2 separate regions of the Homo sapiens genome follow, and region 1 is linked to region 2. Evidence: read pairs that join two places in POLR2A ChIA-PET (ENCODE). Cell type or tissue: MCF 10A. All regions are shown on one strand. Each heading gives the region's core, and the rest is flanking DNA. Links, peaks and the distances in the headings are about the cores only.

Region 1 (8,000 bases), core at 1-8,000, 78 kb after region 2:
AAATGAGGAGCTCTGACACTTAAGCAGCTGTCTGAGTGTGGGCAGTCCTTCTATCTCTCCAAGCCCCAATGTCCTCACCATTAAATGGACATCCTGCTGTTTCTTCTGGGAATATTGTGGAGATCACATTGAGCTTTTACAAACTGCATAGCATGGTTCATTTTAAGGGACAATACCACAGTATAATTCCACAGCATGGAGATAGCTTTCTGCCAGAAAGAGCAGGTGTCTTATCCCTGGGGTCTCATTTTCAGACCCTCGGGTCATCCTAGCTTCTCTTTCCAGCTCATAGTTCCCACAATTGGAGTTGGAAGAGTTACAGCCCAAGGGTCAGGGGAGGGCTAAAGGTGGGGCTTGCTCCAACCCCCAGGCCGGTTCAGGAGTGGGAGGAGAGGAGGAACGATCCCTACAGTCCTCCGAGGATTCTAGTCGCTGGTGTCTGCTTTTTGTATCAAATAGTGGATAGCGTCTTTATGGGTAACCACGCTGAGAGAGAAGAGTATGTTCAGGAAGATGCCGGCATCATCTTTGTGGGAAGCACAAACCGAATTGGCATGATTGGCTGGAACTTTGGACAGGTAAAAGGGTCATAAGGAAGCTAAGGGTAATGTCCCTGTTACCCAAGAAGCTCAGCAGCTTGCCCCACAGATCAATGGGAAGTCCCACATCTGTCCATCTGCCTGCCCTTCTATTTGTTCATGTATTCAGAAGACTTTCATTGGCCACCTATTATGTGTCAGACCCTGGGATCCACACTAAGGATAAAGGAGATGAATAAGACAGATCCATCTTTGAGGGGGTTGCAATCTAGTGGGCAAGACAGAACACACACATAACTCAATTGATGCAATGAAGTAGTATTGGTGCCAGGATGCACAAATAAATATAAGGCCCCCAAGAGACACTGGGGACAGTAATGTAGCTTCTGTTTTTCATTCCATGTAACAATGCGATGACACTTCCTTAGTGTGCCCACTCAGCCTTTCCAAGCCACACCCTTTTGTTCCTTTATTACAGCAATCCCCATTTGAGTCTACAGAGTTCTCAGATTTGGTCAGTTTAGAAAACTTTCAAGGATGCCCTCCACCTTTTAGTTTATCCACCAGACAAAGGCATTAGAATAAAGCACCTCGGGCGGGGTGCCTTGGATATCAGAAAGATGTGTGCTTGGACCATCTACAGACCCTGTCTGTAGTCAACTGGAGCAAGTTGGGAGGAAGAAAAAAGAGAAGGATAGGACATAGAGTGCACCTAGGAGTGGAAGAGAGGCTATTTTTTTTTATGGCATGGTTAGGGAGGGCCTCACTTAGAAAGGAGCCTTTGATCAGGAACCTGAAGGAGATGAGGGCACCAGACAGAGATCTTGGGAAAGAGCATCAGGCAGAAGGAAAAGCAAATGCAAAGACCTAAGGCAAGAGGAGCTCGGCCTTCTCAGTTTGAGAAGCAATGACTTCAATTAAGTCTTATTTTGTGAAAATCACTTCAAATACATATACTTTAGCAAGAGATTTTATTTTTATAACTAGTTCTCCAGGAGTCTCAATAACGTGCTCAAGATTGCAGGCAGGCCAGGTGCAGTGGCTCACGCCTGTAATCCCAGCACTTTGGGAGGCTGAGGCGGGTGGATCACCTGAGGTCAGGAATTCGAGACCAGCCTGGCCTATATGGCAAAACCCTGTCTCTACTAAAAATACAAAAATTGGCCAGGTGTGGTGGCACGGGCCTGTAATCCCAGCTACTTGGGAGGCTGAGGCGGGAGAATTACTTCCCAGGAGGTGGAGGTCACGATGAGCCGAGATCATACCACTGCACTCCAGCCTGGGTGACAGAGCAAGACTCCGTCTCAAAAAAAAAAAAAAAAAAAAAAAAAGGATGGGAGGCAGAGCTAGAAGGAAACTCTGAGATGAGTTTGGCCTAATTATACAGATGGAGAAATCGAGGCCAGACAGGCTAAACAGCTTGCTCTTGAGGTTTGTGGCAGCCGGGGCGTCGGCTAGACCAAGCCACCTCCCATGCATTCACTTTAAGAGAGTTTGCACAAGGTCTTATGCTTTTTTATTTTTAATAATTTTTTATTTATTATCCTTTTCTGTCTCTTTTTTGTTGTTGTTGTTTCAAAAGCTGCCTTTGAGGAAATACACAGGGTCTTGTGTGTAGTGAGTGCTCTGGATGAGTTTGCGGGGTTGAGGGCTGGGCATGGTGGCTGTCCTCAGTAGCTCTCAGTTCCAGAGGCCACAGAGTCAAAGGATCTGATAGTTCCTGTGGTTCTTGCCAGTGCAGTTCCCTTCTTGAGCCAACTCTCCTTGTCATTTCTTTAATTGTAATGTATGGTCTCGTTCTGAACAGTTTGAAGAAGACATTCTCAGCATCTGCCTCTCAATCTTGGATAGGAGTCTGAATTTCCGCCGTGACGCTGCTACTGATGTGGCCAGCAGAAATGACCCCAAATACGTTGGCCGGGTGCTGAGTGCCATGGTGAGTAACAGGAAAACGATCACAGCTAGTTGTCATCATATATTGAACACCACCTATGAGCTAGGCACGCACACTCTTTACATATGTCATCTCATTAAAGCCTCACCAATTACAGCTGGTGGTTAGAACCATCCACATTTTACTAACTTGGAGCACAAGGCCCCTCTAAGTTACAGGGCTTGCCTGAGGCACACAGTGAGTATGTGGCAGAAGCAGAGCCAGACCCAGGTCCAGCCAGCTTCAAAGCCCTTTCCACCACATCATGAAGCCTTTCTCAGAGGAAAAGGGAGCTTGCTCTTTGAGTGCCTGCCAAGGATGGGAGAATGCAAAGCTAGGGCTCTGCTCCATCATTGGGCCTCCTGGGAAAGGAAGCGAGACCCTGATTGAGCTGGAGGTGGTGACCTCCTTTGCCTAACTCATCTCTTCCACAGCCCAGAGCACAGCCCAGAGTGTCAGATGGTAGGCTGCCTCATTCATGGTCTAGATGGGGAAACAAGCTTGGAGAGCTGAAGTGGCTTGCTCAAGGCACACGGCATGCAAGTCAGACCAGAACAAGGCCTCCATGGAAAAGGCCTGTGCCCCTACAACACACACAAACACACACACACTCACACAATCACACACACTCTCTCTCTCTCTCAGACACACACACACACGAGCTAGATCCCCTAGAAGGCATCTATGGCTCTGCACTCATTGTGTAGAGAATATCTCCAACCAGTCTGGGCGTGGTGGCTCACGCCTCTCATCCCAGTGCTTTGGGAGATGGAGGTGGGAAGATGGCTTGAGCCCAGGAGTTTGCCACCAGCCTGGGTAACGTAGTGAGACCTCGTCTCTACAGAAATTAAAAAAAAACTAGCCAGGCATAGGCAGACACGGTGGCTCACACCTGTAATCCCAGCACTTTGGTGGGGAGATGACTTGAGCCCAGGAGTTCAAGACTAGCCTGGACAACATGGCAAAACCCTGTCTCTACAACAACAACAAAAAAAAATTAGCAGGGCATGGTAGCATGTGACAGTAGTCCCAGCTACTTGGGAGACTGAGGTGGAAGGATCACTTGAGCCAAGGAGGTGGAGATTGTGGTGAGCCAAGATCATGCCACTGCGCTCCAGCCTGGGTGACAGAGTAAGACCCTATCTCAAACAAACAAACAAAAATTAGCCAAGCATGGTGGTACATACCTGTATTCCCAGCTACTCAGGAGGCTGAGGCAGGGGGATTACTTGAACCCAGGAGCTTGAGGTTACAGTCAGCTATGATGGCACCACTGCACTCAGGCCTGGGTTATAGAGCAAGACCCTGTTTCCAAAAATATTCATCCAGAATATCTAAACCTAGATCAACCTGCTCAAAAGTTGTAAGTTAAGATGCAAAAAGTCGTGATCAGGCACAGTGGTTCACACCTGTAATCCCAGGACTTTGGGAGGCTAAGGCAGAGAATCACTTGAGCCCAGGAGTGTGAGACCAGCCTGGACAACATAGTGAGACCTCATCTACACATACACACACACACACACACACACACACACACACACACACACAGGAGCCAGGCATCGTGACACATGCCTGTAGTCCCAGCTACTTGGGAGGCTGAGCTGGGGGAATTGCATGAGTCCGTTAGTTGCAGGCTGCAGTGATCTGTGATTGCGCCACTGCACTTCAGCCTGGGTGACACAGCAAAAGCCTATCTCCAAAAAAAAAGGCGAAAAGTCAAAGTGAATTCTTTACTTTAATCCTCTTAAACTAAGTAATTACCCAGAAATCCTGTAACCTTTATTTATTTATTTCTATGTTTCATGGTTTAGGCATTTCTTGATCTCTTGACTTTTGAGTTGGATATGTCCATGCTAATGAGCTAGTTACTTGGTTAAAAATGTGAACAACTTCTCAGCTGCATGATAAATATCCGGGGTGCATCTGAGAGGGCTTTTGGAAAGAGCTGAGTCTTAGACTGAGCCTGGCAAGAAAGGAGTAAGGTGGGCCCAGGGAACTTAGTAGCCGAGGGAGAGTATGGAGAGGAAGTGAGCCTGGAACAGAATCTTGAAACCAAATGGCCTGGAAGAGGTGGGATTAAAGCCCTGGTGACTTAGAAGGCTGAGTCTCTTTGGCCTAGGAGAGAGTGGGTGAGGCCAGCGGCTCCTGCAGCTGCTGACTCACTCGCACCCCAGGGCCAAACCACTTTATCGTGGAGCCAATTTCCTCAGCTGCACCTCCCAGATGCTCTATTCAGACCTCCCAGCTGGGCTGGGCCATGAACTAATTATGGCCTGTGCGGAGCTTTGAAGTGCTCAGCTTTCAGCCAGAGATGACCGTGCTGATAGCCACTTTGGAGGCTGGAGCACCAGTGACTCAGGAGATGGGGAAGGGCTGCGCAACCTTCCATCTCTAAGGAGGCCCTGTCTTGCCTGACTCTGCCATGACAGCCCAGGACCTCCTGGAAGGGGTGCAGAACTCACTACTGCACTGAGGGCCTGGCAAGGCTGGGCATGGCCTGTCCTGGGCAAGGATCCCTCTGTGTCCAGACTGTCCATTCTCATAGGCCTTGCCACTTACAGGCACTCCAAGGAGAAGGGGTAGGACACACAGGCTGGAGGAGCCTTCAGAGATCCTGGTCCAGCCTCTCATTGCACAGTTCAGATAAACGACAGCCAAAGTTTCATAAACCCTGACCCTTGACTACAAAAGACACCTCAGAGCACCTTTGTCCTAACTTTCCCTTGAAAATTCCCTTCCCTATTGGAAGGTGAAGAACTAAGGCCTAGAGAGGTGAACAGACCTTTGTGCAATCATCAAGTTGGCAAGTGGCAAGGTGGGGCTTGTAACCTCAGTGTCTCCTTCTCTCTTTTAACTTTTATTATGGAAAAGTTCAGACCTACATAAAAGTAGAGAGAAAAGCATAATGAACTCCTGTGTCTGCATCACAAGCTTCAGCAATTACCTCTTCAAGGCTGGTGTCATTTCATCTGCGACCCTCTCTTTCACAGATGATTTGATAAATCTTAGACATTACACATTTGTCATAATTTCACCTGTAAATATTTCCAAGTGTGTCCCTAAAAGACAATGGAACTCAGGTCTCGATTTCTAGTCCAGTGATCTTTCCAGGCTGCCTCTTGGTTGTGTCACTTAGATTAGAACCTTAAATTGAATAAATGAATGAGTAAACTAACAAATGAACAAATAGCTGAATGAATGAAAGAAAAGAAATACTCTATCTTTATTCTTTCCAAGAAGAAGTTAGTTGCTAAAGTTCTAAAGTGATCTTTTTGGCCGGGTGTGGTGGCTCACACCTGTAATCCCAGCACTTTGGGAGCTGATGTGGGCAGATCACTTGAGGTCAGCCTAAGCAACATGGTGAAACCCCGTCTCTATTAAAAATACAAAAGCTAGCCGGGCATGGTGGCACGCATTAACACCAGTTACTCAGGAGGCTGAGCCAGGAGAATTGCTTGAATCCAGGAGGCGAAGCTTGCAGTGAGCCAAGATCACGCCACTGCACTCCAGCCAGGGCGACAGAGAGAGACTCTGTATCAGAAAATAATAATAATAATAAATAATAATAAATAAATAAAATAAAAATAAATAAAATAAATAAAGTGATCTTTTCGTAAGACCATACACCAAAAAAGAGTTTCAAACCATGGACTCCCAGGCAGACTGTGACAGCAGTGATAGCCTGTGGATTCTTACCTGCCAGAAGTCCTCTGCAAGCTGGAGTTGTGCCCTGCCTTGCCACAGCACAAGCTGTGCTGTCTGTTTCCCATGTCAGGCTGCTGCACAGGAATGACGTATGGATCAAGGACAATCAAACATGGCCTGTTTGGGAAAGCACCTCTAAACTCGTAAACCACTCCATACCCCTAAGGGTTAAGTGTTACAATGATCATCCCCAAGTCACCTAGAAAGACAAAGAAAAGTTCAATCATGGCCTTTGGCTTCCTTCCTCATCTCCCCACCTTGTCCTCTGAATTCTGCATGTCAGTCTCCCTAGGAAAGGCATTAGTGCTGACTCATTTTGGGGGGGTGGTTTCTGCCCAGATCAATAGCAATGATGACAATGGTGTGCTTGCTGGGAATTGGAGCGGCACTTACACCGGTGGCCGGGACCCAAGGAGCTGGAACGGCAGCGTGGAGATCCTCAAAAATTGGAAAAAATCTGGCTTCAGCCCAGTCCGATATGGCCAGTGCTGGGTCTTTGCTGGGACCCTCAACACAGGTACCTTGGGTGTGGTGTGCCTTGGCTGGGTCAGTGGGTGGCAGTGGGCTATGCCAAGGTACCATCTCCACCACCTGAGTCCTCACGCCCACCCTGACTTGCAGCGCTGCGGTCTTTGGGGATTCCTTCCCGGGTGATCACCAACTTCAACTCAGCTCATGACACAGACCGAAATCTCAGTGTGGATGTGTACTACGACCCCATGGGAAACCCCCTGGACAAGGGTAGTGATAGCGTATGGTAAGTATCTCACCTTTTCCCTGAACTTCGAGCACCACATTTGAGTGGCTTCTCGCTCTCACCATCCTTCTGGGACCCAGGTCCAAACAGGTGTTGCAAGGCAAGTAACATGTCATCACAGGGTGTAGAATGGAACTGCTGGCAATGCTGATTACACACTTAGCAGCACCCAAGACACCTCTTCTCGGTGCTCTGCGGTCTGCTAGTCTGGTCTATCTTGCTGCCGTCAGACAAAGGATCTGATCCCAGTGAAAGACAGGGCTCCTAAATTCACTCTGAATTTATGGGATCCATTGGACCTTATACTACTATAGAATATACAAGTTGAAACTATTGCTTTTCCAGCAAGAAATATACATTTGTTTCATTTCAAGTAATCCATATGACTTACAAACTTTCTTAAAGAGAATAAGAAAAGCAACACATCTTCTCTTAGCATATATATATATATATATATCATATATATATATATATACACCTATTGTATACCTTGGTTGACATCAAAAGTTCAGAGTTTATTCTGGATTCCGGATGAAAACAATTATTTTTTTGAGATGGAGTTTCATTCTTGTTGCCCAGGCTGGAGTGCAATGGTACAATCTTGGCTCACTGCAACCTCAGGCTCCCAGGTTCAAGTGATTCTCCTGCCTCAGCCTCCCAAGTAGCTGAGATTACAGGCATGCACCACCATGCCCGGCTAATTTTTGTATTTTAGTAGAGACAGGCTTTCACCATGTTGGTCAGGCTGGTCTTGAACTCCTGACCTCAGGCCATCCACCTGCCTCAGCTTCCCAAAGTGCTGGGATTACAGGCGTAAGCCACTGCACCCGGCCAAAATGTTTTATATATATTTGGGCATTTATATTCCTAACCATAAGTATGCCATGTGCACACTATCAATACACACACACACGTAATTTAATGATAGATGCCACTGGAAGTAGGAAATGTGTAGACATATATCTGTAACTGCATAGAGCACTAGATAGATAGATATTATATAGATAAAAATAGACATTGTTACAACTGTTTAAGGTTATATCATATACCAAGTTATTACCGGATG
Region 2 (16,356 bases), core at 4,443-12,442:
GGTTTTCTGTGGACATATGCGGACATTTCTCTTGGGTATATACCTAGGAGTGAGATTGCTGAAACATATGGTAACTCTATGTTTAAACTTTTGAGGAACTGCCAAACTGTTTTCCAAATCAACTGCACCATTTTACATTCCCACCAGCATTGCAGGAAGGCTCTGATTTCTCCACAACCTTGCCAATCCTTGTTATTACTTGTCTTTTTGGTGATTGCTGTTCTAGTGGGTGGGAAGTGATACCTCTTTGTGGTTTTGATTTGTATTTTCCTGATGGCTAAAACTTACTGTTTCTTGACTCTTTTTTTTTTTTGACAGAGTCTCACTCTGTTGCCCAGGCTGGAGTGCAGTGGTACAATCTCGGCTCACTGCAACCTCCATCTCCCAGGTTCAAGTGATTCTCCTGCCTCAACCTCCCGAGTAGCTGGGATTACAGGCGCCCACCACCATGTCCAGCTAATTTTTGTATTTTTAGTAGAGACGGGGTTTTACCATGTTGGCCAGGCTGGTCTTAAACTCCTGACCTCAGGTGATCCACCCGCCTCAGCCTCCCAAAGTGCTGGGATTAAAGGCATGAGCCACCACACCCGGCCGACTCTAACATTTAAGAGCTCTCTTTTGCCTTTCCTTGGAGCTATCCTGGCTAGATTCGTGATAGGGGTTTCACACTTATTTTTTCTCTGTAGATTCCAGAAACCCACACATGTAGACAACGTGCCATATGATTATTGTTATTCTTGCCGAAGGGGTGAGGCCTAAACAGAATCTCAGGAGGAAAAAAGAATCTAGAATGTGTGCAGCATATGTCCAAAAAAGAAAATTGGTTGTTTAGATATCTCAATCAATCATACACCCTTGTCACAGGCATTACAAAACTCAAACTAAATCAGGAAACAATTTTTTTGACTGGAAGCCCTCATTTATCACTAACTCTTAGTGATTCACTTGAAGAAAAATTAAGGTGTCCTATTTGACATGAAAATGCTGCCTGTAGTCTTGTTAAGTTCTCTATGAGCATATGCTGATTGACTTAAGATGGCAGTGTTAAGAATGGATGGGTAAGAAGGAAGTATAGTGTGTACTTATAATAAAGATTGTGGCCAGACGCGGTGGATCATGCCTGTAATTCCAGCACTTTGGGACCCTGAGATGGGTGGATCACTTGAGGTCAGGAGTTCGAGACCAGCCTGGCCAACATGGTGAAACCCATCTCTATTAAAAATATAAAAATTAGCTGGGCGTGGTGGCAGGTGCCTGTAATCCCATCTACTTGGGAGGTTGAGGCAGGAAAATTGCTTGAACCCGGGAGGTAGAGGTTGCAGTGAGCTGAGATAGCACTGCTGCACTCCAGCTTGGGCAACAGAGCAAGACTCTGTCTCAAAAAAAAAAAATCTCTAAGCTAAGGGTACAAGTGCCAACAGAGCTCAGGTTACTCAGAGAATTATCTATAAGGAGATAAGAAAAGAGAAAATACATAGCAAGTTATCAAAGATAAGAGAAAGAAATGGAAGAAAAAGCCAATGCTTTTGTCAATGTGAGGGCATCTAAAACCTGAGCTTCAGAGATTAAAGAGAACTGGAGGCTCAGAAAGGCTTAGCTGTGGCAAGTGGTATAATAAACTGGCTCCCCTGTATTCAGTGCTTGCTGTATGTAAGGCATGAGGCCAAGTGTGGCACATAAATTCTTGCATTTATTCCTCATAGCCCCCTATTTCATAGGTGAGGAAAACAAAGTTCAGAGACATTATGTGGCTTTCCGAAGTCCACAGGTGGTATTTGAAACCGAGTCTTTCTGGATTTTAATGACTCAGAACTAAGGGTGTTTCTGCAAAGTAATGGAATATAGCAGGACTATTCTAGTCTGAGTATAAATAGAATAAGAAGAAAGTAGAGATTTCTTAGTAAACTGCCAAGAGAAAGACCCAGATTACAGGCAACGTTAGACTCAGATAACTATATGAGAGAATTAAGACTAAGGGTTCTCTAAGAAAAGGCTAGGACTTACAAAGACTTAGATGGTCTCTATAATTATATGGGAAAACCAATGACCGACTTATCCATGCACGCATGAAACTGTGTGTGAGTAGCATTCTCGCCGTACCCTTCATAGCCCAATAAGCTCTCCCATCTGGAGCTGAGTAGGGCTGTTACTTTCAAGACTGGCGTTGTTATATTTTCCTGGGAGGAGTGAGGCATTGTCAGAGAGACTAAAAAGGAAAAGATGACACGACTCCTGTCAAAGCTCTAGGAAGGAGGTCAGTCCCTTGGGTGACGGAGGTGGACAATGAAAGGCTTGCGAGGCCTTGTCTTTTACTCCAGCTGGTGATATGGCCTTACAAGTTGTGGCTGCAACGAACATTCTGACTTATAACACAAAAAGGCCATCCAACCCCCACGTTTCTCAAAGAAGCATCACCACTAAGTGATGCTTTGGCAGTTTTCAGAGTAGAGCCAGCATAAGGAACCATTGCTTGTCCTAGTAGCTCCTCCCTGAGACACGCCTTTATGACTGAGACCTCCTGGAGCCAGGGCCTGGCTAGGAGAATGAGCAGTTTCCTGAACTGGACAGCTTGGGGATTATAAAGATCAAAAGTCCTGGGTGCATCACCCTTCATTCATCACATGTTAATAGGGGCTAGTTTGGACTCTGGCCAGGGGTGGAAAATTCTTCCTGCACCTCCTTTTACAGGCTTTGTGTCAATCAGCCTTTGTTTCCTCGGTTGGGATTTGTCTCAGGAGAATCCCAAACCATTCCAATATGGAACAATCACAAAGGCATGGACTGTCAGAATTAATAGGCACTTAGAGGACCATGCAGTCATCACCAAGCATTTTGCCAAAGCTTGGAAGTGAGCAGCTTGGTTTGAGGCATGCTACAGAGTCAGTAAGGCCCATGTTATGGGACAGGCATAGCCGCAGGAGCACCCCTTGCTTGCACCACACCTATTTTTTTTGAACCAGCGTCTCAGTCTGTCACCTAGGCTGGACTGCAGTGGCACAATCTCGGTTCACTGCAACCTCCACCCAGGTTCAAGTGATTCTCATGCCTCAGCTTCCTGAATAGCTAGGATTAGAGCATGCGTCACCAGGCCTGGCTAATTTTCGTATTTTTAGTAGAGACAGGGTTTCACCATGTTGGCCATGCTGGTCTCGAACTCCTGACCTCAAGTGATCTGCCTGCCTTGGCCTCCCAAAGTGCTGGGATTACAGACGTGAGCCACTGTGCCACACCTTTTTTTATGAAAAACTCTGGGCTTTTAAAAAATGAACATTTAAGTTATATCTTCATAAGGAATTGTGACAGAGAGACATTGGTGGACGGTGAGGAGAACAGAGAGACTGTGCAGATTTAGATTTTGAGTGTATCTCCCACCTCAGCCCCACCTGAAGGAAGACGTGTTGAGGGTCTCTAAGACTACCCACAGGTTTGGTAATTTGCTAGAAGGAATTACAGGGTGTAGCATATAGTTATACTTGTGGCTAAGATTTATTACAGGGAAAGGGTACAAAGCGAAATCAATGAAGGAGAAAGCTATGTGGGGGAGTCCAGAGAAAACCAGGCGCTTCCATGGTCCTCTCCCAGTACAGTCACAAAGGATGTGCCGAATTCCTCCAGCAACAAATTATGACAACACACAGCAAATGTTGTCTACCAGGCTGGGCACAGTGGCTCACACCTGTAATCCCAGCACTTCGGGAGGCCAAGGCGGGCAGATCACCTGAGGTCAGGAGTTCAAGATCAGCCTGGCCAACATGGCGAAACCATCTCTACTAAAAATACAAAAATTAGCTGGGCATTGTGGCACATGCCTGTAATCCCAGCTCCTTGGGAAGCTGAGGCAGGAGAATCGCTTGAACCCAGGAGGCAGAGGCTGCAGCGAGCCAAGATGGCACCACTGCACTCCAGCCTGGGCGACAGAGCAAGACTCCGTCTCAAGAAAAAAAAAAATGTTGTCTACCAGAGAAACTCATCAGACTCAGTGCCCAAGGTTTCTACACGGGGGTTGGTCACATAGACACCCTCTGCCTAGCATGTACAAACACTCCAGACTTCCAGAAGGAAAACTGGTATTCAGTATAAGTATAAAGCATGTTGTTTGCACAAATATGACCTAGGCCTAGTGAGCCACTCTTATCATTTAGTTTCATATCGGTATAGGGAACTCTTTACCAGGCAAGTTCACAGAAGTCAGCCAAGATCCAGCCTTTCGAGGCAGGCCTTTCTCAGGATAGCAATCTCAGGCCCTCTATGTGGATGCTTTACTACACAGAAAGGTAATCTCATTTCATTCTTCATTGTTAGAACTTAGTAAATTGCCATCAATAAGGTAAATGGAATTGTTTACGATCAAAAACCTTACACTCACTTTTCTAATAGGTCACCTCTATCTGAATGTCCTAAGATACTTCAAACCTAGCATGTCCAACACTGAACTCATTATCCTCCCCACATTCTGGCTGTTTCTTTTGCACACATGTTCCTAGTGAACAGCTCCCCCGTCTCTCCTATTGCCGAATTTATTCTTAACGTCTACCTCTGTTATACCCCCCGCAACTTAACGAGTTGCCGAGTCCTAGAGTTTTTACTGCTTAAATATCTCTCGGTTTTCTTCCTTAGCCCTACTGCCACTTCCTTGGTTCAATTTTGTCATCTTGCTGTAGGACAGTGGCTTTGTAATAGGCCTTTCTCTTTTTTTTTTTTTTTTTTTGGAGAGGAGTTTTGTTCTTGTTGCCCAGGCTGGAGTGCAATGGTGCGATTACGGCTCACTGCAACCTCTGCCTGCAGGGTTCAAGAGATTCTCCTGCCTCAGCCTACCAAGTAGCTGGGATTACAGGTACCTGCCACCACGCCCGGCTAATTTTTTGTATTTTTAATAGAGACGGGTTTTCACCATGTCACCCAGGCTGGTCTCGAACCTCTGACCTCAGGTGATCCGCCTGCCTCGGCCTCCCAAAGTGCTGGGATTACAGATGTGAGCTAACTTGCCCTGCCAGTAATGGGTCTTTCTCTATATAATTGGTCTCTGTATCTGCAAGTTCCACACCACACCCACAGATTCAACCAATTTTGGATCAAAAATCTTTGAAAAATAAAACACATTCAAAAATAACAATATATCTATGTTGGGTTAAGATAAAAAATTATTTTTAATATAAAAGTATTTTTTAAAAAAGAAAATTAAATAACAATACAATTAAAAATTATACAAATTTTAAAAATATAGTATAGCAACTATTTACATAGTTTACATTGTATTAAGAATTATATGTGAACTAGAGATGATTTAAAATGCAGGAGAGGCTGTGTGTAGATTGTATGCAAATCCCATGCCATTTTATACAAGGGACTTGAGCATCCATGGATTTTGATACCCATAGGGGTCCTGGAACCAATTCCTCCCTTCACCCGCTCTCTGCACATACCAAGGGACAACTAGAATCACTCTTTTTTCCCCACTCATCATCTATGCTGTAAAGCTAGCAGTTTTTTTCTCAGTTTTCCTTTTTCTTAAAAACTACTTTTTAACTTTCTGAGATTCACTAAACTATTTATTTATTTTTTTTAGACGGAGTTTCACTCTTGCTGCCCAGGCTAGAGTGCAATGGCGTGATCTCAGCTCACTGCAACCTCTGCCACCTGGGTTCAAGCGATTCTCCTGCCTCAGCCTCCCGAGTAGCTGGGATTACAGGTGCGTGGCACCACGCTCGGCTAATTTTCGTATTATTATTATTATTTTTTTTAGTAGAGATGGGATTTCACCACGTTGGCCAGGCTGGCCTTGAACTCCTGATCTCAGGTGATCTGCCTGCCTCGGCCTCCCAAAGTGCTGGGATTACAGGCGTGAGCCACTGCGCCCGGCCAAACTGTTTCTTTTATTTAAAAAGTAATAAATGCACATGGTAGAAATCCAAACAGTACTGAAAGATATGCAATAAAAAGTAAGTTCTCAGCTGGGAGTGGTGGCTCACGCCTGTAATCACAGCACTTCGGGGGGCTAAGGGGGGCGGATCACCTGACATCAGGAGTTTGAGACTAGCCTGGTCAACATGACAAAACTCCATCTCTACTAAAAATACAAAAATTAGCTGAGTGTGGTGGTGGGTGCCTGTAGTCCAAGTTACTCAGGAGGCTGAGGCACGAGAATCACTTGAACCCGAGAGGTTCTATGAGACCAGATCGCTACACTGCACTCCAGCCTGGGTAGCAAAGTGAGACTCCGTCTCAAAAACAACAAAAAATGTAAGTTCTCTCGTGGTTCCCTTCCCCAGAGATCCTTACTGTTGACATTTGTTGTCTCTCCTTCTACAAGTTTTCTCTGCCTGTAAAAGCATATCCTTAAAACATACATGCTTTCCACACCTCACACACAAGTGGGAATCCACTGTACACACTGGTCTGCACTCGGCTCTTTTCATTGACTATGTTACCTTAGAGAGCTTTTCTCATCTGTAAATGCTGGTCTCTCATTCTGTTAGAGCACTGTAGTATTCCAGTGGATGAACGTATTTATTTAACCAGTTTCTCTTGATGGATATTTAAGTTATTCCTAGGTTCCTGCTATTCTGAAGAGTCACCTTTTGAAAACGCAAATGTGCTGGGTCCGTCCCTGGCTCAGGCATCTTAAATGACTTCCTGCTGTTTACAGCTAGGCCTCCAGCTGGGGAGTCATGGATGCAAGCAGGTTGCCAGGGATACCCGAGGCCTCAAGAGAAATAATGGCATGTGTTCCTGGAGTTCTATGTAAAAATGTTAATTGAACTGCTAAGTGGTTAAAATGTTTTATATGGAGTCAACACAATTCTATTATGGTGTCAAATATAGAATTCTCATGCATTTTTCAGATGGTGGTGGGAGACTTCAAAAGAAATTTGTGGAGGTTTTTTCAAGCTACACTTCCAGATTCCCCTAAAGGCTCATGTTTTCCTTTCTTGCCTGAAGGACATCAGTGGAAAGATCTGAGCACCCAAGTCCACAGGATACAGCCAGAGCCTACTGGCATAGATTTGAGAGTCCACGTTTGATGCACGTAGAACTACTTGCTATTTTTCCTATTCCCTTTGCCTGGAAGGTTTCTGTCCTTTTCCATCTGGTATACTTACTACTCATCCCAAAAGGCAGTAAGTACAGCCTACTGCTGAAAAGTATGGACTTTGGAGCCAGACTGCCTGGGTTTGAATCCTGACCATGTCATATTTCTAGCTGTGTGATCTCGGGCAAGTTACTTAGCCTCTCTGAGACTCAATGATCTCATTGTAAAATGTAGGTACTGAAAGTAACTGGTAAGACTGTTATGAGGTATAAGTGGGTTAATATACGTAAAGTGCTTAGAACAGTGTTTGGTACGTGGTTAGCACTTGATGAAGGTATTGTTGTTAATGTTATTATTTTTATTACTCAAGGTCTAGTTTCCATGATTCTCCCAGGTACCTTCTTCTGCCTTCCCATAACATCTGCTTACAGTACTCAGCACAATATTCTGTACTTTCTCCTCCCCTTTAGGGACGTGCTCTTTTGCAGAGAGGACCCTGTCTTATTTATCCTCATATCCCTTGTGTGGGATGCATACTAGACAATCAGTTGCTGTTGAATAGGTGTTAACTGAATGAGATAATAATTATAATAATAACATAATTATTATAATAATAATCTGAATTATTATATCTGTCTGTCTATTTGATTATGCAGTGACCAGTGATTTTTGGCCCTAAAGGGGCTTTTCACAGACCCCAACATGGTTTGTAAATAAAAACTTCACTGTAGAAACCATTCACACTAAACCAGTGCTTCTCAAACTGCGTTCATGCAGTTTATGGGCATTTTCCGAACACAGGTTCCCTAGGTTTGGGAAATTCTAGGTTACATAAAAGTAAACAGATATCTTAGAGCCTTTTCTAGGCTCATGTCCATAGAGGAATGAGTGGAACGTGGGATTCGGTTAGTAAATTTCTTAATCTTTTTTGACCAGAGCGCTTTTTTTTTTTTTTTTTTTCGCGGAAGGTGAAAACATCTGGTGGGTTAATTCTATGGAATATAGTTGTTGATAAATTGCACGAACTTAGCTCCATTCTCTCTTCCAGCTGATTTGCCTAGAGCCTGGGAGTGTCACTGACGTGCCATTTCCTGCCCTGACAGCATCTCCGCTTCCGTCCTGAAACCTTTATCAAGAAACAACTGTGCAGCCCACGAATCCATTCAGTCAAGATGTATTGAGTTTCTGCTATGTGTACTGACTGCGGGGAAAACAGGATTCTTGTCCTCGAGGAACTAGCTGGGGACTCGGGACAGAGTCAAACACATGCAACATGAGGCCTGGTATGTTAGATGGGCAGAGAGCCGGGACACTGCTGGCTGCGCAGGGAGATGGGGGCCGGAACGTTTTTGAGGAGGATGAGGCTTTGATTTCTCTGGTCCAATCCTCTCAGTGTCAAGGTGGGTAGGTGGGGAGATTAAAGTCTAGAGAGTGGTAGGTGTTTTGTTTTGTTTTGTGAGCTCAAACAGGTAGTCAGGGGCAGACTGGGAACAATATTGTATTTTCCCATTGCATCACCTGCCTCTGAGGCTCAAGTATCAAAATCAGAGAATCCGTTCACACAAAAAGACGAAACCAGGGAACACTTCCTTCCTTGTAGCTGCCTGTGGGTCCCTGAACTTGTTGAAGGCCATTCTGGGTTGGATATCTTTTCCGCTTCCATTTTCCTATCAATGACTCAAGACCATGTCTTATTTTTATACACATTTGTTTTCTCATAGCTTCCTTCTCTAATCATTTCTTGGCGAAGATGTTTGTGGCTTACAACATGCTGCAGTCAAAGCAGGGCACGCTTTGGAAGCCAGAGGGCGAGGTTCGGCTGGCTGCGGTTTGCCAGTCTGGTAATTGCCAGTGGGAGGAAAGTGACACAGCGAGAGCAGGGCCTTCAGAATGCCAAAGAGTTTGCGGTACTGCGGTCCCTGGTGTTCTGTGCAGATACTAAGCTAACAGGAATGTAATACAAGCACAGCAGATTGGAATGAAATAGGCCACCCACTCTCACTCCAGGCTCCTCAGTAGCTGCCCTGCCTGCTCATCCGGGGGCCCAAGGCTCACTCGGTGCCAAGGAACTAGCGTCAACTCCCCAAGAACAGCACTGCTCACTTCCCCCAGCAATTCTTCCCTGCTTTCAGAATGAAATCCACATCCATCCTCTGAGCCTCCCTGGTCTTCTGTCCCTATCACAACGTCTCTTCTGACCTCCCTATCTGCTCCGCCTGCTTTGTCAAGAACATGCCCCCAGCTTTCCCTGTCTTGAGCGTTTCCTGACACTGTCTTCTGCCTCTGTTTGTTGAAATCCCAAGACTTTTTCAAGGCCCATGAGCCATTCACAATTGTGTTCAGCTGCATATAAGAGAAGTGCTGCTATTTGGCTGAACCAAAGAGGGATTCTTTTATTTCATGCAACAAGAAGTGTGGGGACAGGCAGTCTAGGGCTGGGGTGGCAGCTCAGGAATGATTCCATCCAGGAACCAGGTTCTTTCCATGTGCTCACTCCTCTTTCTTTCTTTCTTTCTTTCTTTCTTTCTTTCTTTCTTTCTTTCTTTCTTTCTTTCTTTCTTTCTTTCCTTCCTTCCTTCCTTCCTTCCTTCTTTCCCCCCTCTCTCCCTCCCTCCCTCCCTTCCTCTTGAGACAGTGGTCTCATTCTGTCACCCAGGCTGGTGTGTAGTGGCACAATCACGACTCATTGTAGCCTCGTCCTTCTGGGCTCCAGCAATCCTCCCACCTCAGCCTCCTCAGTAGCTAGAACTACGGGCTCACTGCACCCTCTGCCTCCCAGGTTCAAGCGATTCTCCTGCCTCAGCCTCCCGAGTAGCTGGGACTACAAGAACCCACCACCATGCCCGGCTAATTTTTGTATTTTTAGTAGAGATGGGATTTCACCATGTTGGTCAGGCTGGTCTCAAACTTCTGACCTCAGGTGATCCACCTGCCTTAGCCTCCCAAAGTGCTGAGATTATAGGCCTAAGCCACCACTCCCAGCCTCCACAGGTATGTTTTGATTTAAACTGAATTGAATTAAATGGGAGAATGATGGTATGGCTATCGGAAAGGGTGTTGGATGTAGAATTACAAAACATGAATTTGAATCCTGATATGACCACGTGACTTTGTGTGAATCACACGGACCTCAGTTTCTTCATCTATAAAATTAGGAGACTCAATGAAATGGTCTCAAAATTTTCTTCCAGCTTTAAGAACTTGGGGACTCTTATGAATGGAATCAATTAGCTGCATTAGGGAATTCCAAGGAGGTGGAGCCCATTCAGGCCCAATGACAGCCAGTAAAACAGGGAATGGAGAAATCCGGGCACTTCTCACTCAATCCTATAGTTTATGGGCCCAAGACAAGCCTAGAGGGGCAGAAAGGTGAGAGCTGGAAAGTAACAGGGAACTGGGCCAGACCAGCATGGATCAGGAGGCTGGAGATGAGAGGTCAGTCCTGGTGTAAATAAACAAGTGCTATTTTAAGAGGTCGCCTTTCAGGAAGCAGGAACCCTCCACTGCCCAGACATTGAAGCCCTACTGAACCTCACCTCCTAATGACAAGAGAAGGCCTCTCATTATGACTTTGGCACAGTGGCTTATGCCTGTAATCCCAGCATGTTGGGAGCCTGAGTAGGGAGGATCGCTTGTGTTCAGGAGTTTGAGACCAGCTTGGGCAACGTAGAGAGACCCTGTCTCTACAAAAAATAAAAAATTAGCCGGGCGTGGTGGGACATGCCTGTAGTCCCAGCTACTCAGGAGGCTGAGGCAGGAGGATCATTTGAGCCCAGGAGGTTGAGGCTGCAGCGAACTGTGATTCTGCCACTGCACTCAACCTGGGAAACAGAGTGAGACCCTGTCTCCAGAAAAAAGAAGAGTTCCTTTAAGTTTAGGCGAGGTAGAGCCCCACATCTGGCATCATGTATAAACTGGAATGAATAGCCAGTGTGTCTGTCTCACATTCCTATTTGGGGATAGAGCAAGACTTACGGGTTGAAGGCCCAAGCCTTCCCTTGTGTTACTTTGAGCAAGTTAATTTTCCTCTCTGGACTTCAGGTTCTCGTCTGTAAAAGACAGGCATTGGTATATAACACTGGTGTTTAAATTCTTTAGAACTGGAACAAAAACAGAACAAAAGCTTGTATAGGTTCCCGAAACAGCAAGCCATCCTCTTGGCAAGGAATCCTTCAGGATCTGTGGTGTCTCGGAAGCACCTCTGAAGACTTGGGGCCACAGTATAAAAATGACTACACTGGTGACCTTGAGCTCCCTCCCAGCTCTCTGACCCTGTGTCTTTCCTGGTTATTATTTTTTTCCCCCACATTTCTTATCTACTGAAGACTGACGCCAAGTATTGGTGTTTCTTTTAGACGTAACTGAGTTAAGAAGCTCTCGCCATGACTCGATCACAAGCTGGCAGGTTTCGCCCCTGTACTTTGCTTGATTCAGATCCTTCCTCATTCTCTTTATTGAAGTTTTAAGTTCTTCATTTTCCCTTCCCCACCCCAATACAGGGCTTGGTTCTCAGCCCCTTTTGTCCTTACCATACACATTCATTCATGAGATGCTATGACAAATTCAGTAATTCCTATCCCTTGTCTCCAAGTTTAGTGAGTCATGAGCAGTGAAGCTGATGCTAAAAAGAAATGTCACACCTGGATGGGACTGTTGAATCTACTCAATGCCTCACCTCAGAAGTGGAAGTTGCTGACTTCAATATTTTGTTTTTGTGGTCTCTTGAGGGAAAGACCTTTTGATGCTGGCTTCACAAGTGACCTGCCAGTCCAGTTTCACTAGCGCTTACCAAGTGATAGGTAACACAGCCAAAATTTGTGATTCTCGCTTGAACCCAGGAGGCAGAGGTTGCAGTGAGCCAAGATCGCACCACTGCACTCCAGCCTGGGCGACAGAGCAAGACTCTATCTCAAAAAAAAAAAAAAACCCACAAAATTTGTGGTTCTTTATCCTCCTGTTTCAACTTATTAATAATAGTAATGATGACAATAACTACAACAACACTCAGCTATCATTTATAAAGTGTCTACAAGGCGCCAAGCACAGAGCCAGGTGCTCCACATATATTATCCTTCATTTTCATAACTTTAGAAGGCATTAATAGATATTATTGACCTTACTTTGCAAATGCATTAAGTCTCATGGAAATTAAGTTCTTTGCCCAAAGTTGCCTGGCTAATGAGAAGCAGAGCCTAGATTCAAACCCGAGTCTGTCTCATTCCAATATTCATGTTCTTTCCACCTCTCCGTGAAGAAATAGTATGCCTTTTTTGGGGTGTTGAAGATTTGTGACAATTTTGATAAGTGAAAGCAAAAAGGGAAAGAGAAGAGAAAAAGCTATTAACTTAAAATCCGTTACAACTGTACTAGGAAATTAAGTGAGAATAAATTATAAAGTCAAATCTAATTTCTGAGGGGAAGACACTGACTGACATAGATAAAAACATGTTTATGTGACCCTTAGGTAAATCGTTCCAACTCTCTGAGCCTCAGTGTTGTTATCTACAAATGGGAGAATCAAGGCACCCTCCTACAAGCGGCGGCTCATCAGCTCACTTGGAAAATGTAGTCATCTTCTCAAAGTTTTCTTTTTCTTTCTTTCTTTTTCCTTTCTTTCTTTCTTTTTCTTTCTTTCTCTCTCTCTCCTTCCTTCCTTCTTTCCTTCCCTCCCTCCCTTCCTTTTTTCTTCTTTCTTTCATTTTCTTTCTTTCTCTCTTTCTTCTTTCTCTTCCTTTCTTTCCTTCCGTCCCTCCCTTCCTTCCTTTTTTCTTCTTCCTTTCATTTTCTTTCTTTCTCTCTTTCTTCTTTCTCTTCCTTTCTTCTTTCTTTTCCTCCTTCCTCCCTTCTTTCCTTCCCTTCCTTCTTCCCTCCCTCCCTCTTTGTTTCTTTCTTTCTCTCCCTCCTTCCCTCCCTCCCTTTCTGTCTCCCTCTTTCTTTCTCTTTTTTCTTTTCCTTCCTTCCGTCTTTTTCCTCCCTTCTTTCCTCCCTCCTCCCTCCCTCCCTCCTCCCTCTTTTTCTTTCTTTCTTTCTTTTTTCTTTCTCTCTTCTTTTTTTTTTTTTTTTTTTAAGAGATAGGGTCTGTTGCCCAGGCTGGAGTGCAGTGGCATGATCATGGTTCACTGCAGCCTTGAACTCCTGGGCTCAGGTGATCCTCCTACCTCAGCCTCCTAAGTAGCTGGGACTATAGGTGCATGCCATCACACCCAGCTAATTTTTTAAAAGAAATTTTGTAAAGACAGGGGTCTTGCTATGTTCCCCAGGCTGGTCTCAAACTCCTGGGCTCAAGTGATCCTCCAGCCTCAGTATCCCAAAGTGCTGGGATTATAGGTGTGAGTCACTGCAGCCAGCTCAAATATTTTCTTAAATGAATGTAAGGTTGAGGATGCATTATTATAATGGCTAATTTAGATCTAAAAAATGCTTTGCAGTTTACCAGATTCACTTATGTACATTCTCATATAATTCTCCTGATAATCCCTTGAGGAAGGTGTCCTCATAACTAGAATCTTAGCTAACAACAGATCAGCGAATGTTGATTGAATGCCTACTGTATGCCAGGTTATTCTTGAATCTGAATAGGATACAGAGTTGACTAAAATAGGGATCCCATGTGACTTTTGTTTTATTTTTATTATTTTCCCACAATGAATTTATCACTAGAAAAGATTATCTTGGCCGGGCGCAGTGGCTCATGCCTGTAATCCCAGCACTCTGAGAGGCCAAGGTGGGCGGATCACCTGAGGTCAGGAGTTCAAGACCAGCCTGGCCAACATGATGAAACCCCGTCTCTACTAAAACAAAAATTAGCTGAGCATGGTCGTGGGCTCCTGTAATCCCAGCTACTCAAGAGGCTGAGGCGGGAGAATTGCTTGAACCCGGGAGGGGGAGGTTGCAGTAAACTGAGATCGTGCCACTGCACTCCCAGCCTGGGTGACAGAGTGAGACTCCATCTCAAAAAAAAAAAGAAAGAAAGAAAAGAAAAGAAAAGATTACCTTGGCCAGGCACAATGGCTCACACCAGTAATCCCAGCACTTTGGGAGGCCGAGGCTGGGGGATCATCTGAGGTCAGGAGTTCGAGACCAGCCTGGCCAACATGGTGAAACCCTGTCTCTACTAAAAATACAAAAATTAGCTGGGGATGGTGACAGGTGCCTGTAATCCCAGGTACTCAGGAGGCTGAGGCAGAAGAATTGCTTGAACCCAGGAGGCGGAGGTTGCAGTGAGCCGAGATGGCACCATTGCACTCCAGCCTGGGTGACGAGTGAAATTCCGTCTCAAAAAAAAAAAAAAAAAAAAGAAAGAAAGAAAGAAAAGATTATCTTATCTCTCACCCAAAGAAAGACAAGACAAGAAAAAAAAAATTCAGACCGTGCCCCTTCAAGGAAATCAAGTCTAGTGGAAAAGGCAGATGTGCACAGTAAACCAACACACAATGCAGATCTGATCATGGGAAGTTTTGTCAAAGAAATACAAACAGATGGGGCAATTAATTTGGACTCTAGGAGCAGGAGGCCTTTAAATGCTCTGTGAATCCCTGTCCAGCCTGCCTCACAGAGTGGTGTCAAAGTTCCATAAAATGGACAAAAGCTCTTCAGTCTTGCACATCTGTAAAGGATTGATTGTGATGATTTTCGTTCATGTTTCCCAGCAGAGTTGGGAGTATTGGGATTTCTGTTTTGCTGGGACAATTGTGTTGTGCCAGGGATGTCTGAGGATTGTCTTCTGATGTTGTGAGTCTTGGAATTCACATTAGGTATGGCAGCCCGGAAGCCGCTAGGTTCAGTTCTACCAGTATATTGACTTTTAACCCCGTTCCCTTCTTCGTCCCTCTCCCTCCACCTTCTTGGGTTATACTATCTTCTTCCTTCTTCTCCCTTCCTATACATCTCTTTCATCCTTTTTTACCTTTTTTCTCACTATGTTGGGGTCTCCAAGACCACCCCCAGGTTCACTGCTTCACTAGGAGATGTCAGAAAACTCAGCATATAGTTGTACTCACAGCTGTGACTTTTTTTTTTTTTTGAGATGGGGTCTTGCTCTTTTGTGTGGTGTGTGTGTGTGTGTGTGTGTGTGTGTGTGTGTGTGTGATGGGTCTTAGTGATAATTTTGCTGTAAAGACGCCTCATCCAGAAAAGAGTTGGCATAGCAGGCCTGAGACTGCCATTCTTAGAGAAACCTGTTCACAAGTTTGGCTTTTTTCTTTTCTGGAGTGCAGTGCTGTCATCTTGGCTGACTGCAACCTCCACCTCCCAGGTTCAAGAGATTCTCATGCCTCAGCCTCCCGAGTAGCTGGGACTACAGGCGTGTGCTGCCATACTGGCTAATTTTTGTATTTTTAGTAGAGATGGGGTTTCACCATGTTGGCCAGGCTGGTCTCGAACTCCTGACCTCAGGTGATCCACCCGCCTCGTCCTCCCAAAGAGCTGGGATTATAGGCACGAACCACTGTGTCCGGCCACAGCTGTGGCTTATTACAGGGAACAGGTACAAAGCAAAATCCATAAAGGGAGAAGGGGATGGGGCAAAGACAGGGGAAACCAGGCCCAAGCTTTTGGAAGTCTTTTCCCGGTAGAGTCACACAGGACATGCCTAATTCCTCCAGCAAAAAATTGTTACAACACATGTCAAATGTTGTCTACCAGGGAAACTCAATAGAGACTCGGTGCCCAAGGTTTCTTCTGGGGATGGCCACATGTACCCTCCACCTACCATATACAAAAATTCCGGATTTCCAGAAAGAAAACAAGTGTTCAGCATAAACCATGTTGTTTGTACAAATGGTTTAGTGCAGTGAGCCACTCTGATCACTTAGGGAATGGTGAGAACCCTCCCCAAGTCTGTGTTCCCAAATGCCCATCAAAAGCCAAACTTGGCTGGGTGCAGTAGGCTCACACCTGTAATCCTGGCATTTTGGGAGGCCAAGGCCAGTGGATTGCTTGAGTCCAGGAGTTTTGAGACCAGCCTGGACAACATGGCAAAACCTCATCTCTACAAAAAATACAAAAATTAGCCGGACGTGGTGGCACATACCTGTAGTCCCAGCTACTTGGGAGGCAGAGGTGGGAGGATTGCTTGAGCCTGGGAGGTGGAGATTGCAGTCAGCCAAGATCACACCACTGCACCCCGCACCCACCACACACCACCTCCCCCCCGCCTAAAAAAAAGCCAAACTCGTGAGCAGGTCTTTCTAAGAATGGCAGTCTCAGGCCTGCTATGCCAACTCTTTTCTGGACAAGGCATCTTTACAGCAAAATTATCACTAGGACCCATCAGCAGGATGAGACCAACCTGCCGTACTGATCCTATCAGTTATATGCCTTTTAGG

What was found. ChIA-PET counts read pairs that join two places held together with the same protein. Peaks named below come from ENCODE experiments on the same cell type or tissue, not always from the same donor. Only the 100,000 strongest peaks of a DNase experiment are listed, where the experiment ranks them.
Region 1: POLR2A ChIA-PET joins it to region 2 with 22 read pairs; 4 of 35 experiments call an interaction of 5 or more read pairs at or near these places.

What each region holds. Positions count from the first base shown.
Region 1 is chr20:2,310,552-2,318,551 of GRCh38, forward strand. It overlaps TGM3 (transglutaminase 3), which reads left to right. Exons shown (of 13, transcript NM_003245.4): 4 at 460-578; 5 at 2,347-2,475; 6 at 6,517-6,694; 7 at 6,799-6,934. Among named protein-coding and RNA genes, the nearest start is that of TGM3, 19 kb to the left of the region's middle. In MCF 10A, for the core only: no CTCF peak of the experiment used is centred there; DNase peaks (open chromatin) are centred at 4,110 and 4,680.
Region 2 is chr20:2,228,342-2,244,697 of GRCh38, forward strand. It overlaps LOC124904860 (a long non-coding RNA gene), which reads left to right. Exons shown (of 2, transcript XR_007067501.1): 2 at 8,079-8,313. Among named protein-coding and RNA genes, the nearest start is that of LINC03086, 30 kb to the left of the region's middle. In MCF 10A, for the core only: a CTCF peak has its summit at 8,856; a DNase peak (open chromatin) is centred at 8,880.